Linked DNA regions of Homo sapiens: region 2 is linked to region 1. Evidence: chromatin loops called from intact Hi-C (ENCODE). Cell type or tissue: Caco-2. All regions are shown on one strand.

Region 1 (8,000 bases):
TTTTGCAGGTAGCACTAATTGATTTATCCTCATTGATATATAATTTTCTATTGTATAACTTATGGAATTTGTGATATTTCAATAAATACCACAAGATATTTATCCATTCTATGTTAATGAACTTTCAGTCATTTCTAATTTTTTTTTTTGCTGTTACACATGGTGCTGCTGTAAACATTCTTGAACACATATTTTGTTTAGTGTATGCATTATTTTTGTTGAATATACAAATAGAGGGTTATGCCTACATTTAATGTTAATGGATACTACCATACAGTTTTCCAAAATGACTACCAATTTTTACTCCCACCAGCAATGCATGAGAGTTTTCAGTGCTCCACCCCCTTCTAGCACTTGATATTTTCCTTTTTTTTTCATGTTAGCTATTTTGGTGGCTAGATAGTAATATTTCATATGGTTTTAAATTGCATTTCCATAACGGATAATTAGGTTGCACATCTTTTTCCATATTTATTGGAAAGCTTCATCTTTTTTGAAGTACATATTCAACTTCTATTGCTCATTATTTTATTGACTTTACTGTTTTATTCTTATGGATTTTAGAAATATTTGTATTTTCTATATGTCTTGTACCGGTGACTTGCAATTTACATGGATTATACATAGATTAACTTATTTTGTGCCTCCTTTTTCAGTATTTTATTAGTGGACTTTTGATGAAAAGAAATTATTCATTTTAAAAAGTTTAAGTTATAATCTTTTCCTTTATCATTAGCTTTTTTTTTTCTCTTTAAGAAATCTCTGATTACTTCGAGGCCATAAAAATATGATTCTGTTTTATTCTAAAGGCTTTATAGCTTCAACATTTACAAGTACATTTACAATACATCTGTCATTGAATTCTGTGTATGGTGTGAGATAAAGATTGATTGATTTAATAAATACCTTCACCTATACCTAAAAAGTTTATGAAGTATATCTTACTAAATAAAACATCTTAGTGAGAATAGAAACAATTTATACCATAAGGAAAATATACCCTGATTAGCAATAGTGGAACAAAGGCTAAACTCTGTTAACATTTTATTGATGAGGAAAGCTTTAAAGAGCAAAAACTAGCTACAAGCTTCCTAGCAGCCAGGGTGAAAAGGTAAAAATAATGAATTTCAAAGACATTATTGTCTATTAGAGAGAAGAATGCTATTTCCTAGGTGAAAATAAATTATTCCTGTGTTTTGCTCTGAGAGTAATTTTCTATGAAGACAGGTATAAAGGCATTAATTGGAGAACCATTTGTTTAATTTCAGAAAAAGGAATGATAAATTACAGCCACAGGCAAACATTGAATCACAATTGTTTTCCTGCCCGTTCAATAAATATAGAGATATTATATTTTTTCAGAGAAACAGAAAACACAGAAAAATTCAGATTTAGATTCTGAAATGTAAGAAAGGCTCCTTGGAGACCACAACAAAATTAATTTGTATAACATGAACATATATTTAATAAATACATCAAGAAGCCTTAATTTCAAAATAGCAAAATAATTCAGAAAAAAATAGAAGATAAAAATTATTTCCCCTTGTCTTCTGTCATTGACTTCATCTCCAAGGATACAATGCCTAGGAAAAACATGCACTGGACAAGAAGGGCTGGTCATTCCTGGCAGCCTGGACAAAGCAGGCTTTCTGCCTAGTTTGCCTTTAATTAAAACATCGACACACATCACCCTCACCTTCATGCTTGTTGCATCACCCTCTGAAGCACAATGACTACTATACAAATGTTGTTATTCCTTATAGTATAAGGCCTGCAGGTGGACAGTAATATTAATTTTTTAAATAAATTCTGTAAAGGATGACTAAATTTTTTGCAGATCTCTCCAAATTCTATCTGTCCCTGAAAGCTTTGTACCTTCTAAAAGAAAAAAAATCTCCATGGCCTTGAGTATCCCTTATTACACTCAGAAAATTACCCTAAACACCCTTATTGCCCTGAATAACCTAGATGAATTGGATTTTGTGTATCATGATCTAGAAATAGTCTACATAGGTCATTAGTGTCTCTTAGAGCTGTCATGGATCTCAAAGGTCATCTAACCCTAATCTAACTGATCATCAGAGACACTTTTAGATCTTCCTAAATACATGAAATCGTAAAGTCTCATTCCCTACCACCCACTCCATTTACTGGACATGAATCACCGAAATTTCACAATTGATCAGAGCATTTAGGGACATGGTACTGCACTGGAAACTCCAGGGATGGATGCTTAGACAGAGCTTCCTATCTGAAATCTCACTTTGTTCCTAAAGCCATCAAGTGATGGAGGAGTCATTATCTCTACTTTGGAGATTAGTAGATAATGACCCAAAGACTGAATAACCTGTCTAAAGAAAGAAGATGGACCCCACAGTCAGGAAGATGGGGTTTCGAATGCAGTTGTAGTGAAAGGAAAGTGGTGAGAACCAACGGAGGCTGAGTGAGGGTCAGGCATGCCCCTTCTCCTGAATGAGTTGGGAAACAGCCTGATCTTAACAGAAGTCTCCAAAGAGGAATTCCTTTGTGAAGGCACTTTAAGACAGCATAAGAGAAAACTCAAAATATCCACTAAAAATGTATAGGTTTCCAGGAAGTACATTAATAGTAAGAATTTCAGGGAATCTTTCAGGTCAATATGTCAGCCTTTTGGTTCATTTAGAACAATATACAAAAGTATAATAAAAATTGGCTTAACCTCTATAAATGAACACTGCTTAGCCAATATGGCATTTTTCTTTTCCTTTCACAAATGTAGAATGTAAAATCGCAGAAGGTTAAGGAGCTTGCACAAATTCCACAGCGAGTGTTTGAGTGTGTGTATGTGGTGGTGGTGGGGGATGGTATTCAAATTCAGGACTTCTTACATAAGTTAAAGGATGCTTTTTATATCCCGTGTTGTAGGTATAGCAATATGGCAGTGTGGAGGAATCCACATCATATCCTTGTTATGTATGCGTCCCCAAGCCCAGGAATACAGACTGATGAAGAGCCACCAATTTGAAAAAAAACCATCAATTAATTTCTTGAAGAAAGTTTAAATAAAATTTAATAATATATAGATAAATACTCAACAGAATTAGACATTAAATAGACATACATGTTTGTTTGTGTGTATATATGTGTCTGTGTGTGCATATGCATGTGTATGCCAAAAATAACCCTAGGGCACTAACACAATGTAGATTTTTCACAACACTAGCTCCCTACATTCCACTTGCCTCTTTCACCAAATTCATTTAGAGCTTTACATTTTGCATAAAGAAAAATGGAATACAGACATCCTAGTCCTCTGGTACAATATGAGTCTTGCCAGCATGTAAAGGAAGCTAACCAAGCCAGGTAAATCTCCAGTGAGAAAGACATATAGGCATAGCAAGGCAATAAATCATAAAATGATCCTTCAGCAGATTCAGCTGCAAGTGTTTTTTATCTATGTTCCTTTTAACAACTCTTTTAATGGCATCTCACTGTTTCTCCCTTAGGAAGTTATTTCACTGTATAATTGGCCTTGCTTTAAGTGAAATGTTCTTAATGTCCAATTTAAATCGCTACTTTTTTCAGTCTCAGGCCATTGCTCTCTGTTACATTACTATTAAGCACCTTAACTAATTCCTTTCTCTTTCAAAAGGATGAAATTGGCTTGCACATTTCATTTGAAAATGTAGCTTTATTCTTCTGAATCAAAAATTTAAAACACTTGAAAATGACAGATGAGCATCCTGTTTTTTGAGAGAGCAGGTGATTTTCCTGTTTCTGAAATTTCCACAGATTGCAGCAGCAGCCTGTCTGTAGCGGTAGCTGTGAAGATAGCAGCTGCAGCAGGGAAGGTGCCACCAGGGCTGCATGCTCCACGGAGATTGTGGGATCACCACCTAAGCCTTCTGAGTTTGTGGGATGGGAGCCCCATCCTCCTGGGCACAGCTGCAGCCACCCAGCCACGGCTGCAAACACCGGCATCCCTGCCAGGCTGTCCCCCATGTTCCCAGTGGAGTCGTGGCTCCAAGTGAGAACTTATGGTTCTTTTACTGGGCCTGCCTGTGGCCACCCATGGACCAATTAACACAGACTTCCTCCCTTCTGAACCCCATAAAAACCCCCGGACTCAGTCAGACTCAGGTAGAGTCAGGCGGCCTGCCTACAGATAGGAGCTACCCACTCCGGGTCTCCTCTCCACTGAGGGCTGCAGACATTGGGATGATCTGCCTGTGGAAAGGAGCTACCCACTCTGAGTCTCCTGAGGGCTATACTGAGGTGCTCAATAAAGTACCTCTCCACCTTGCTCACCCTCTAGTTGTCTGCATACCTCATTCTTCCCTGACATGGGAGAAGATCTCAACACCTGCTGAATGGTGGAACTGAAAGACATGTATGTAATGCAAACAGGGCTGAAACATGCCCAACACTCCCCACCCCTGCTGCCTGTGCTTGCCACATTGCAAGTGACAAGGAGAGAAGAGCTCTGGCCTTTCAGGGAGGCCAGACTTAAGGGCTCCTTGAGCCAGGGTGTGACACCCCCTTTGGGGCTCTGTGGTTCCTGGTGTCTCCAAGCTTCCAGGCACCATTGCATTCCCCACTGCCCGCAGTGGAAGCTGCTTGTGTTACACCTGGTCAAACCACAGCCTTGCACAGAGCTGATGCCTATGCTGGTGCCTGGAGCTGCCTACCCTTCCACAGCAACTGGTGTGCCACCGTGTGCACAATGGCTGGATCCCATGCTCTCTCATTCACACACCCCTTGCCACTCCACACCCTTGGCAGTGTGGCATCTGGGCTGGTAGCATGAGCCAAGTGCAGCCTGACAGGCTGAGTGGGCAGAATAAGCCCAGCAGGCCCAAGCAAAACTTGGGCAAAGGTGGCAACAGCCACAGAAACTTCCAGCTGGAGGAGCTACACTGTAGGGATCCCATGACACCACTAGCTTAGAAATAATTAATGGGACTGAGGCAAGTGACCAAGAATGCACTATGTACATAGAGTTTCTCTAAGTGACCCTCTAATGGAAAGGCAAACACACTGATATTTCTTCAAAAAATGTGAACCTTGTACTAGTTGAGGTTCACTAACCTTTTACACAAAGGGGAGAGACACATTTGCAGACACAGAGATGCCTACTGACTGACTTTCTCAATAACATGGGAGAAACAACTGCAAATATCATGTTAAAAAATAGAACTGCAAGGGGGTAGAGAGTCTTATGGTAGCATCATGATAACACAAACGTTGGTGGTTTCAAACTATTAGTGCAATAAAAACCTTGGGAATACAGGGTGAGTGATATGGCCATAAGTATCACCTACATTTAACCATCAGATCTATTTTATTAGGCTATTCTGATGGAGGCTCTGGATCTTTTAGCTAGAAACATGATTCAGTGCTTCACAATAAACTTCCCTACTTTTAATTCCAGAACCTTTATACATATATGCCTTACCTTCTTCCTCCCTGGTCTCCTCCCCATCCCTAATCCCTACGTGCCCTCTCATCTATATACGCCAGACGCTAAAGGTGAGAAGCCTGGAGTATTTAAAAAGTTGAGCTCTTCCCCAGTAGGATGCTATCTAGACAAATTGGACTGGGCCTGTGGGTCATCTGCCCACACATCTTCATGAATACTTGCTGAATTTGTTCATTGACTATCCATCAAATTCAGATTGAGCCTCATTCCTACTCAGATTTATATCTCCTTCTGTTTGCTGTATCTGACCTCTTCTCTCTCCCATTCCAACACTGAGGGTAAAATGGAATAAAGCATTAAAACAAAACAAACCAAATAACAAACACAAATGTCAAAGTATTCCCTGAGCTTCTGTTGTCAGGGAGGTGTTTAATATTGTCGTAGAGGAAGCACCATCAAGCCCAGCAGAAGAATCAGTTTTCTGTTACGATATCAATAAGGTAGTGATTTTCCTCTACAGAAGAAGAGTATCAGCTGCCTCTCATTCCTACAAGGTACACATTATTGGGAAAAGCAGAAGACCCATCTCAACGAGTGAAAGCTCTTGCCGCTGATGACACAAAACAGTGGCAAATATTTCTGTGGAAAAGATTGGAGGTTGCAAAACCCCGCTGAAATCAGGCGATAAAGATTTGAACTTGAAACAAAAACTAAAGCAGAAAACTAGAAAATAATGCTAAAACTCTAAAGAGAACAACCTTTCTTAGTAAAAGGTGGACAGAATAACATGGGAAGAAGCAAAGATTTCTAATCTTGTGTGGAAGAAGTGGCATCCAGAAGAGTCCAGAAAAAAAGATTCTGAGCCATAATGAAAAAGTACTGTCACCATTTTTTTATACAAGGGGGAATAGGGAGCTGATATTAGATTTCACTGCATATTGTGCATTGATACTGAATATATTGTGATGGAGACGTGGCAGCCCTTCCAATGCTGCTTCCAATTCCAGCTTAGTCTCTATTTGTTTTTCCCTGACAGATTATAGTGACTATGCCTTGTGATGCAGCTTAAGACAGGGCACTTATGTGCCCTGATGCAGAAGGTCGTGTCCAAGAGGGAAAAGTGAGACATATATCTCTAAAGTATTGCTGTGCATCCAACCATCCAACAGAACTGCTCAGTGGCTCAGTGTTAAGAGTCTGGAGCTAGAAATCATTTTTGAATTTTCCCAACAATGCTAATGGTAGCTGTAGCTCAGTGGCAAATTTTAATTATTGTTGCATTCGTCTCCACTTTCTGAAAGAAGAGGACTTTCAAGTGTAACCTATCCTACTTTTTGAGACCTATACTTCTTTATAAACCATGCTGAGGTCATATCATCTTGTAATAAAAAGTCTGCAGGAGTCGGTGGGTGCCTGTTAACTCTGTGCCTGGCGTTTAAGGTCGTGCCAATCAGGCCCATTATGAATTTCCCTGTACGCCTCCTCTTTTTGTTCTAGCTGTCCACTTCCTACTCTAAGCAACCTAAATTATACTGCATACTTTCCCATGTTTCTTTCTTTTCCATGCAGGCATTTATCTTGGTTGGGGTTATAACCCACCCATCCTATCTCTGTGTGTTCAAATTTCATCTACCCAATAGAATCCACGACAAAAGCTTCATAAAACCACAGCCAGAAGCCATCGTTTCTTTCTCTAAGATATTTTTACAACATTTTTCACATGAGACCTATAGTTAATTTCCTATATTTTTATTTATTTATATACTTATATAATGTATTTCAAAAATTCATAAGCTTCTTAAGGGTAGGAGCTCCATAGACTGTGGCTCGAGGTCTTGAAATTAGTAAGTGTGAAATAAAAACTTGCTGAATAAATGAATGCGTAATCACTCTCGTTCTCTTTTACAATCACATAAAGGTGTAAGAGATCAGTAGAGACAAGTATATCTATATGACTATAACCATAATTGAAGATATAAATATAGATATCAAGCCCTTCAACATTAAGAATTAAATAAAGATCCAGAAAGTCTGGCACTATGGCACGACCTTCCAGATTCACATATTCACAGAAGAAATAGTTCAATAGTTCACACTACAGCAGTTACCAAAATATGCCACCGTTGGAAGTAGGGTTGCGATATTACATTTTGATACAGAACACTGTTTCTATGGAATTAAAAGAGATCTATTTGTGCTCTTGTTTTGGGATTCTCTAACACAATTAAAAAAAACAAATGGTTCTTGCAATATTAGTCTTTTGATATATTCTGTGAACAAAAGATACTGTGTTCAAATATGTTGGAGAAACTATGCAAATTATGCCTTCTTCTTAAAAATTTATAATATAAAGTGATAAATTAAAGGTTTCCAAAAATTTGGTAGCTTTTGGAAAGATTGTTTAACCTTGTTTTACCTTGTTTCTCAATTATGATTGTCCTTGCAACAGTCTGTTTCATATAACTATACATATTCCAAGGAAACAGTCTTCCATGGAATTTTTAAAAATTTCTTCATTTAATATTTATATAAAATGCTTACATTTATATATAAGATATTACTTGACTTCAAAACCCAAAAGATCTGTTTTAATAACACCTTG
Region 2 (8,000 bases), 110 kb before region 1:
TAAAAAATAAAATGATTGGTAAAAAATAGGCAAATGCAAATTAAGAGAAAGAAAATATTGAGATACTAATATTTGACATGGTTAAAATCAAGCTTCAAACTGTGGAACAGCAACAGCAAGAACATGAAACAATGAAGTCATGATTACAAAGAATATCTAAACTTTCATAAATTTCTGTGCATCCAATTTTTCTTTTTTGAGATGGAGTCTCACTCTGTTGCCCAGGCTGCAGTGCAGTGGCGTGATCTCAACTCACTGCAACCTCTGCCTCCTGGGTTCAAGCGATTCTCCTGCCTCAGCCTCCCGAGTAGCTGGGACTACAGGTGTGTGCCACCACTACAGGCATATGCCACTAGGCCTGGCTAATTTTTTTTGTATTTTTAGTAGAAACGAGGTTTCACTGTGTTAGCCAAGATGGTCTTGATCTACTGACCTTGTGATCTGCCTGCCTCGGCCTCCCAAAGTGCTAGGATTACAGGCGTGAGCCACCGTGTCAGGCCGCATCGAAATTTTTAAAAATGAAAATGCATAAAGCAAAATCTCCAGCAAAATCCAAGGAGAGAAATTAAGCAAGACATAGTAGTAGGCAACCCCATTTATATCTCCTGGTTCATGATAGATCAGGCAGAATGAAAATAAGTTAGGCTATAAAAGTATAAATCACAAATTCAATAAAATAAGTACAGTGGGTGTTTTTACTAGCTGTTATAATGTAAAAGAAGGGAATCTACTTCCTTTTCAAATATTATGAAAAATGTACAAAATTTGACTATTATGCAAAAATGAAATCTGACATAACAATGCAGAAAATATTATTTAGATCACAATGCTGGAAAGCTAAACATTAAATCAAACATGGAAGAAAAAATTTTACCACTTGGAAATTTAAGCATACAAATTAATTATTCTTTACTAGAAAAATGAAAGTTACCCAAACTTACCTAAGAATAAATGAAAAATCCTTGCAAATCATTATACAGAGGATGTTCAAAAATGTAGCAATAATCTATTAGACCAATTAAACACTAGTCCCAGACAATTTCTTCCAATTTTTAATATAATATATATCTAATGAAATTTAAACTTTGCCAGAGATAAAAGTTTACAAACATCTTGTATAAATTCTACATAGCATTAATAATAATATCTAAAACATAGAACAATCTAATTTTTGAATATTGAGGAAAACAATTTATTTTAAAAGAGAATTCACTATTACATCAAAATAATAATATAAACAAGTGGTCCTGAGATCACTGGATATTCACATGCAAAGAATGAAGTTGAATCCTTCCTTTATACAATACAGAAAAGTTAATTATCTCAAAGTGCATCATTGTCACAAATGAAAGGCTAAAACAGTAAAACTATTTTAAAAATTGTGGTAAAACTTCATCATCTTGGATTAGGGCCTTGGCTCTTGGCACAAAAGTACAAGTGTCAAAAGAAAAATGGGAATATTTGAGTTTCTCAAAATCAGATAATGTTGTAAAGGACACCATGCAAAAGTGAAGAGACAATCCATGGACATATATACACAAGGAGAAAGTATTTGCACATTACATATCTGATAAGAGACTTCTATCAAGAATATGTAAAGAACTTTTATAATTCAATAAAAGAAGGAAAACATAATCTGTTTTAAAAATAAGCAAATAATCTGAATGTTTTTTTCAAAGAAAATATACACATGCACAACAAACACATGAGAAGATTCTCAACATTATTAGTCATTAGGAAAATGCAAATCAAAACCAGCTTGAGATACCACTTCACATTTACTATTTAGTATGACTATAATAAAACATCTTGGCAAGGATGTAGATAAACTGGAAGTCTCATATATTGCTGATTAGCCTGTCAAATGGTAGAGCCACTTTGGAAAACTGTTTGACGATCCTCAAAATATTAAACATAAAGTTATCATATGACCCAGCAATTTCACTTCTAGATCTATACCCAAGAAATGACATATGTCTACACAAAAACCTGTACATGAATGTCCATGGCAGCATTTTTATTAATAGCCAGAATATGGAAACAACCCAAATGTCCATCAACTGATGAAGGGATAATCAAAGTGTGCTATGTCCATACAATGGATATGAGGTTATCAGAATTTTGGTTGGTTAAAAAATAAACAAAAGCATGTAAAAAAAATAAAATGCTTCTTTCCTTGAAAGTTTCAATATTTTATAGATATCCATTCTCCATAATACATAAATGTAAAATGTCCCCAAACCAAAATATTTTTTAAGAAATCAGTAGAGCTACATTTAGAATTAATATGTAAAAATAAGTAGAAACAGTTCTCGGAAAGTTCTGAAAAGTAAGAATAAGGAAGAGGAACTAGTCCAATCAGATTTTAAAACATATATAAGTATACAATAATTAAAATATACAGAAAATAATGCATTGTCCAAAAGTAAAGCTAAATATATGTAAGAATTAATTTTATGATGCAGATAGCATTTTAGTCATTTGAGACAAGAGGCAACCAACAAATCAATTTTTTAAAATTAATAAAGCTTGAATGCTGCTTTATTTCTAGTATTAAAATAAATTCCAGGTAATGGGTAGAATTTTTAGATACTGAAAACAAAACCATGGAAGTTTTTAAAATAAGAACAAGAGGCTTTTGCTTTGTTTTTATGACAATAATCTTGCAGTTGGAGATGACTTTGTAAGACTAGCAAAATAGTGCATAGAAGGAAAAGAAAATGATACATATGCATATTAAAATATATAATAAAAAGTCAAATCAATTTTTAATATTTTAATTACCTGTAACAGAGAACTAATTGTCTTATTATAGAAATAACTCTTACTAATTAGTAAGAAAATGACTCATACCCTAATAGAAAATGGGAAGTCAAATGGATTTTATTTTTAAAACATTCTTATCTTAACTCAAAATTTTCAAATTTCCTAAAATGCAATTTAAACCCATAATGAGTGCACTCTTTTCACCTATGTGATTTGGAGATACCTGTCAGGTAGAAGCAACTGTCCTCTATGGAAGCTGAAGTGGTCGCATGCATCCTCTCCTCACTCAGAAAACAAGTGACTTCTGCCAATCAGGAGCTGGCTCCCATAACTTTATCTCCTCAAGTTGATGTCACAGGGTGGTAAGGCAGTTTAGAGATGTTTTGTTTCATTGTAATGACTTTAATGAATGAATTGTTGTGCTGAAACCCTTCCCTAGCATTCCTGCTGCCCAGCCCTCTGGAGTTTAATTGATTCCTACTTATCTTCAAAGTTCTCTCCCAGGTTCCATTCATCTCCATGAGGAAAATACGGCCCCTCGATGCACTCTTTTTTACTTTTTAAGGTAACCAGGTTTGGTTTCTGTTACTTGCAACCAAGACTTTTGAAAGATACATAAATAATCACATAAGTGTAAGGTTAAATGCGTAAGATTGTTTAATGCACAAAATATGGTTTGGCTGTGTCCTCATCAGAATCTCATCTCAAATTGCAATAGGAATTGTAATCCCCACGTGTTGCGGGAGGGACCTGGTGGGAGGTGATTGGCTCATGGGGGGCAGTTTCCCTCATGCTGTTCTCCTGATAGTGAGTGAGTTCTCATGAGACCTGATGGTTTTATAATGGCCTCTTCCCTCTTCACCCTCTCCTGCCACCTTGTTAAAAAAGTACTTGCTTCTCCTTTGCCTCCCCGCCATGACTGTAAGTTTCCTGAGGCCTCTGCAGCCATGTGGAGCTGTGAGTCAATTAAACTTCTTTCCTTTATAAATTATCCAGTCTCAGGTATTTCTTTATAGCAGTGTGAGAACGGGCCAATACAGCACAAAACACAAAATTATTTGTTTATAATAGCTGAAATTTGAAGTAAAAACTCAAATTCCATCAATTTAAAAAATTAAGAGAAGATAGAAAAAGAAGATAAACCTTATTACTTTGTAAAAGAAGAAAAGACAGACAATTTGGAAAAAGGAAATATCAAACTTAAAGGTTTCATCCAACATATTTAACTGTAACCTCATCTGATGTGTAAACAGACAGTAACCTACTCTATTAAAAAGAAACAGTCTCAGCCCATCACCAGCAATCAACTGTTGAAGGCAGATTCAAATTAACTGAAGGCTCAACTGTAACCCATCCAGCTGTTTCTGTAGCTCATTTCCATTTTCTGTAAATCACTGTTCTTTATCTGTCCCTAAAAGTTGTCTGACCACGTGACAGCCCTGGGGCCACTCTAAACGTATTCTGGTTCTGGGTGCTGCCCGATTCTACGAATCAGTCTTTGCTCAGTTAAATTCTGTTAAATTTTATTAGTCTAAGCTTTTTCTTTAAACAATATCCTAAGTTCAAAACCTAAGAGGTCATTAATTATGTGACCTTAAGTCGACTACATAACCTAACAATAGCTCATTATCTTCAGACTGTAAATTAGAAATGAGAAAGTTCAACCTCTTTGTAGTGATAACCCATGCAATTCAGTTTTTTTCTCCAAGGCAAGTTAACAACAATTTATTTTCACCCTACAAATTGCATCTTCTAATCAGAACTAGGTAATTATCTCGAAGTTATATTACTATAATTCAAAAAAAAATCATTTCAATTTGGAGGAGCTACAATTCAAGGGATTTGGGGGCTAAGTAAGGAAAATAATCGACCACGAGGTGGCAGTAGCGCACACAAGCTTTATTGAGTGTTGCTTTGACAGGTTTGCATGCAGGCAAGTCCTTCATAGCAGGCATCTGGCCAGAGGCTAGAGGCAGTGGGGGTTTCTACTCAGAAGAGGAAGAGGGAAAGGGAATTCCTGGGGAGAGGAAGATCAGAAAGGAGGCTTACCTATCTGAGTGATGTCTGCTCAACAGCACCAGAAATTATTCTCATCTATGGCTACCAGATTTTTACCATCGTATGCAAAGCAGTCAGGTTCTAAATGGCTAAAATGTGCTTGTTTGGGCTATGTTTAAAACCATCTGCTATATAAAAATTTCAGTTATACTGAAGAAGTAAGCAACCTAGGGGCCAATTCACAAAAGTCATCTTTGACTCATTTGTATATAACAAATTTTAGTGGGATTATATGCCTTATCTATATAAAAGTAAAACTGTATTAGAACCCACTTTTGCATAATTTCTGTGTTCTTTGGTAACTTTGAGGACAGAAAGAAGAGTTAGCTAAAACAGTTGGAAATACTTTTATAAGGAAGCCAATGTACTTTGGGACTTGGGCAATGTCCCAGTCCAAGACCATTCAGGCATACGAAACATCATACCTACTCTCAGGGCGTTCTTCAGTCTATAATTTATCATTACAATTCACACAAAATGATTTACAGTACTTCTAAACCTGCTCACACAGATTAAATGTGTTTTTAAATATCATAAATGAGAAATTTGAAAGATTCCCCTTTGCTTATCTACAGCCTTGGCTGCCAAAACCTGCAACTAACTAGCACCAAGTAAGTTTTCCTGACTCTTTCAGGTATATACTAAATGAAGGTGATACTCTTGGAACAAAAAGAACAGGAAAGTCATTACAAAAAGTTCTAGCTATCCAAGAATATTGACTCTGATCCCTTGAGCTATAATGTCATATCTTAAAAGAAGAATGCTTTGGAAGGAATATTCTGAAATTCATTCTGGTTTTATTTGAATATTAAGCCTTGTCTCAGATTTCTCTGCAATTTTTACATGTCTTGTCTTTTGTCTAAATCATCTGGAGATGTTATCTTTTCTTTAAAAAAAAGCTAATGTAAGCATCTGGTAAAAATTTAAATATTATAAAGAATATACAGTGAAAACTTAGTCTTCCTTGTAAGCTTGACTTTCGAGCTTCTGCCCCAAACACTAACCCTAACACTAGCTATAATCCTAATCTCCCAGTTTCATGTACAGTATACATTCTTCCAGTAAATCCAAGCGGAACAATAATATTCACACAATGTTCTGTACCTTATGATTTTCTCTTGAACAAAGACATACACGTAGTATTTAATGTGGTATGCTGTTTTATTGATGTATCACATTTTCTTTTACTAGCCCTAATTAATAAAAATTTTGTGGTTTCTGTTTGGTGCTTTAAATGGCACTACTATTGAAATCTCTGTGTTATTCCATATATGTGTAGGTGTCAGACGTGTGTGAACCTGAGCAACTCCATCTTAAATAGTAGTTAGGTAAAATGAGGCTGAAACCTACTGGGCTGCATTCCCAGATGGTTAAGGCATTCCAAGTCATGGGATGAGATAGTAGGTCAGCACAAAATGCAGGTCATAAAAACCTTGCTGATAAAACAAGTCACAGTAACAAAGACGGCCCAAACCCACCAAAACCAAGATGGCCACAAGAGTGACCTCAGTTTATCCTCACAGCTATACACCCACCAGTGCCATGACAGTTTACAGATGCCATGGCAACATCAGGAAGTTACCACTTATGGTCTAAAAGGGGGAGGCATGAATAAACCACCCCTCGTTTAGCATTTGCTCAAGAAATAACCATAAAAATGGACAACCAGCAGCCATTGGGGTCATAAAGAAATAATCATAGAAATGAACAACCAGCAGCCCTTGGGGCTGCTCTGTCTATGGAATAGCTGTTCTTTTATTCCTTCACTCTCCTAATAAACTTGCTTTCACTTTACTGTATGGACTTGGCCTGAATTCTTTCTTGTGTGAGATCCAAGAACCCTCTCTTGGGGTCTGGATCAAGACTCCCTTCCTGTAAAGTAAGTATATAATTTTTCTCAACAAAATATATGGTACATTTTATGTTCCTTGAAATTTTGAAAATAATTTATGAACACACAGATTCCAGGGTTGAAACTATTGCTAGAGATGTTTTATGAACAGCTTCAAATATTTTAACTAAATTATGTTTTTGTAGACACTCAGTTGCTTCATATTTACTTATTACTGAGTTTGCTTCAATAAACTGATTCTGTGATGAGTCCCTCCATGTGCCAAGCACTGTGCTAGGTGTTCTAAACAACCATGTAGAAAAAGACATGAAACCTAGAATCAATCAGTTTGCAAATAAAAAATGAACAAATTAATAATGTCTAAAATAACTCTCTAAAATGTATAATTACGTTAATTACGTTAATGTCTTGAGAAGTTGCTTTGAAAGTGACAAGGATGACCATGGTAAGTTTAAGTGATAAGGGGACATCCAAGTAGTGATTATGACATGCAGTTGATTAGGGAGAATGTTAAAGATCTGTGAATCATCATTAGATGTCCTGTTTAAGTATTGACAGTATTTCCAGTCAAAAAGGGAACATATTTAGAGAAAATCAAAAGGTTAGTAATTTTGGTTTAGGAATCCACAATCAAACTAAAGAACTGAAAACAAAGGGAAGGAGAAACACCAGTGGTAAGCAGTGAATCAAGAGGATATGAAGTCATGGAAAATAATGGCTATCCGTGTTACCACTGCAGGTCCTCCTATAAACCAAACCACCTGTGCCAGGTAATTATTGCAACAGATAACCAAGTCTAATCCAGGTAGGTGCAAGAATGTTGTTGGCTAATTGTGTACTCTCTGCTTCTGGCATTTTAAATAACGCCTGACACTATGGTAAGCACTGAATAAATGTTAGGTGTATTACCTCTTCCTCTCTTCTCCACTCTTTCCCTTGCTGCCTACTTCTCCTGGCTGCTGTAAACCAAAAATAAAATTCTTAGTCCCCCAACCAACTGAATGGGCCCCTACCCTTGGTCAAGGGGATTACAAAGTAAATTCGAAAAACTAGTTCAGGCCCTGATGGGAAGGAGAAGTCAGACATGCCTTATTGAATGCCCCTCTCTTTGGAATTCAGGCACAACTGACCAGAATTAACATTAAAACAGATCTTAAGACTGACTAAACAGATTCTTTGTAGCAATAAGAGACCAAATTCCAACCTGATGGTAGTATAGCATCACATGACAGCATGGCCTGAAAGAAATCAAAGTATTTTACCCCAAAGTATATTTCTTTGATATATTTTGAAATGGCCCTGCAAAGCTATCTCTTGTGGGGAA

What was found. Peaks named below come from ENCODE experiments on the same cell type or tissue, not always from the same donor. Only the 100,000 strongest peaks of a DNase experiment are listed, where the experiment ranks them.
Region 2: it touches region 1 in a loop (2.5-fold over the local background); 2 of 110 quality-filtered maps call a loop at or near these places.

Annotation. Positions count from the first base shown.
Region 1 is chr3:35,798,065-35,806,064 of GRCh38, reverse strand. No RefSeq gene overlaps it. Among named protein-coding and RNA genes, the nearest start is that of MIR128-2, 58 kb to the right of the region's middle. In Caco-2, no CTCF peak of the experiment used is centred here; a DNase peak (open chromatin) is centred at 4,884.
Region 2 is chr3:35,905,221-35,913,220 of GRCh38, reverse strand. No RefSeq gene overlaps it. Among named protein-coding and RNA genes, the nearest start is that of MIR128-2, 160 kb to the right of the region's middle. In Caco-2, a CTCF peak has its summit at 4,641 (motif pointing right); a DNase peak (open chromatin) is centred at 4,680.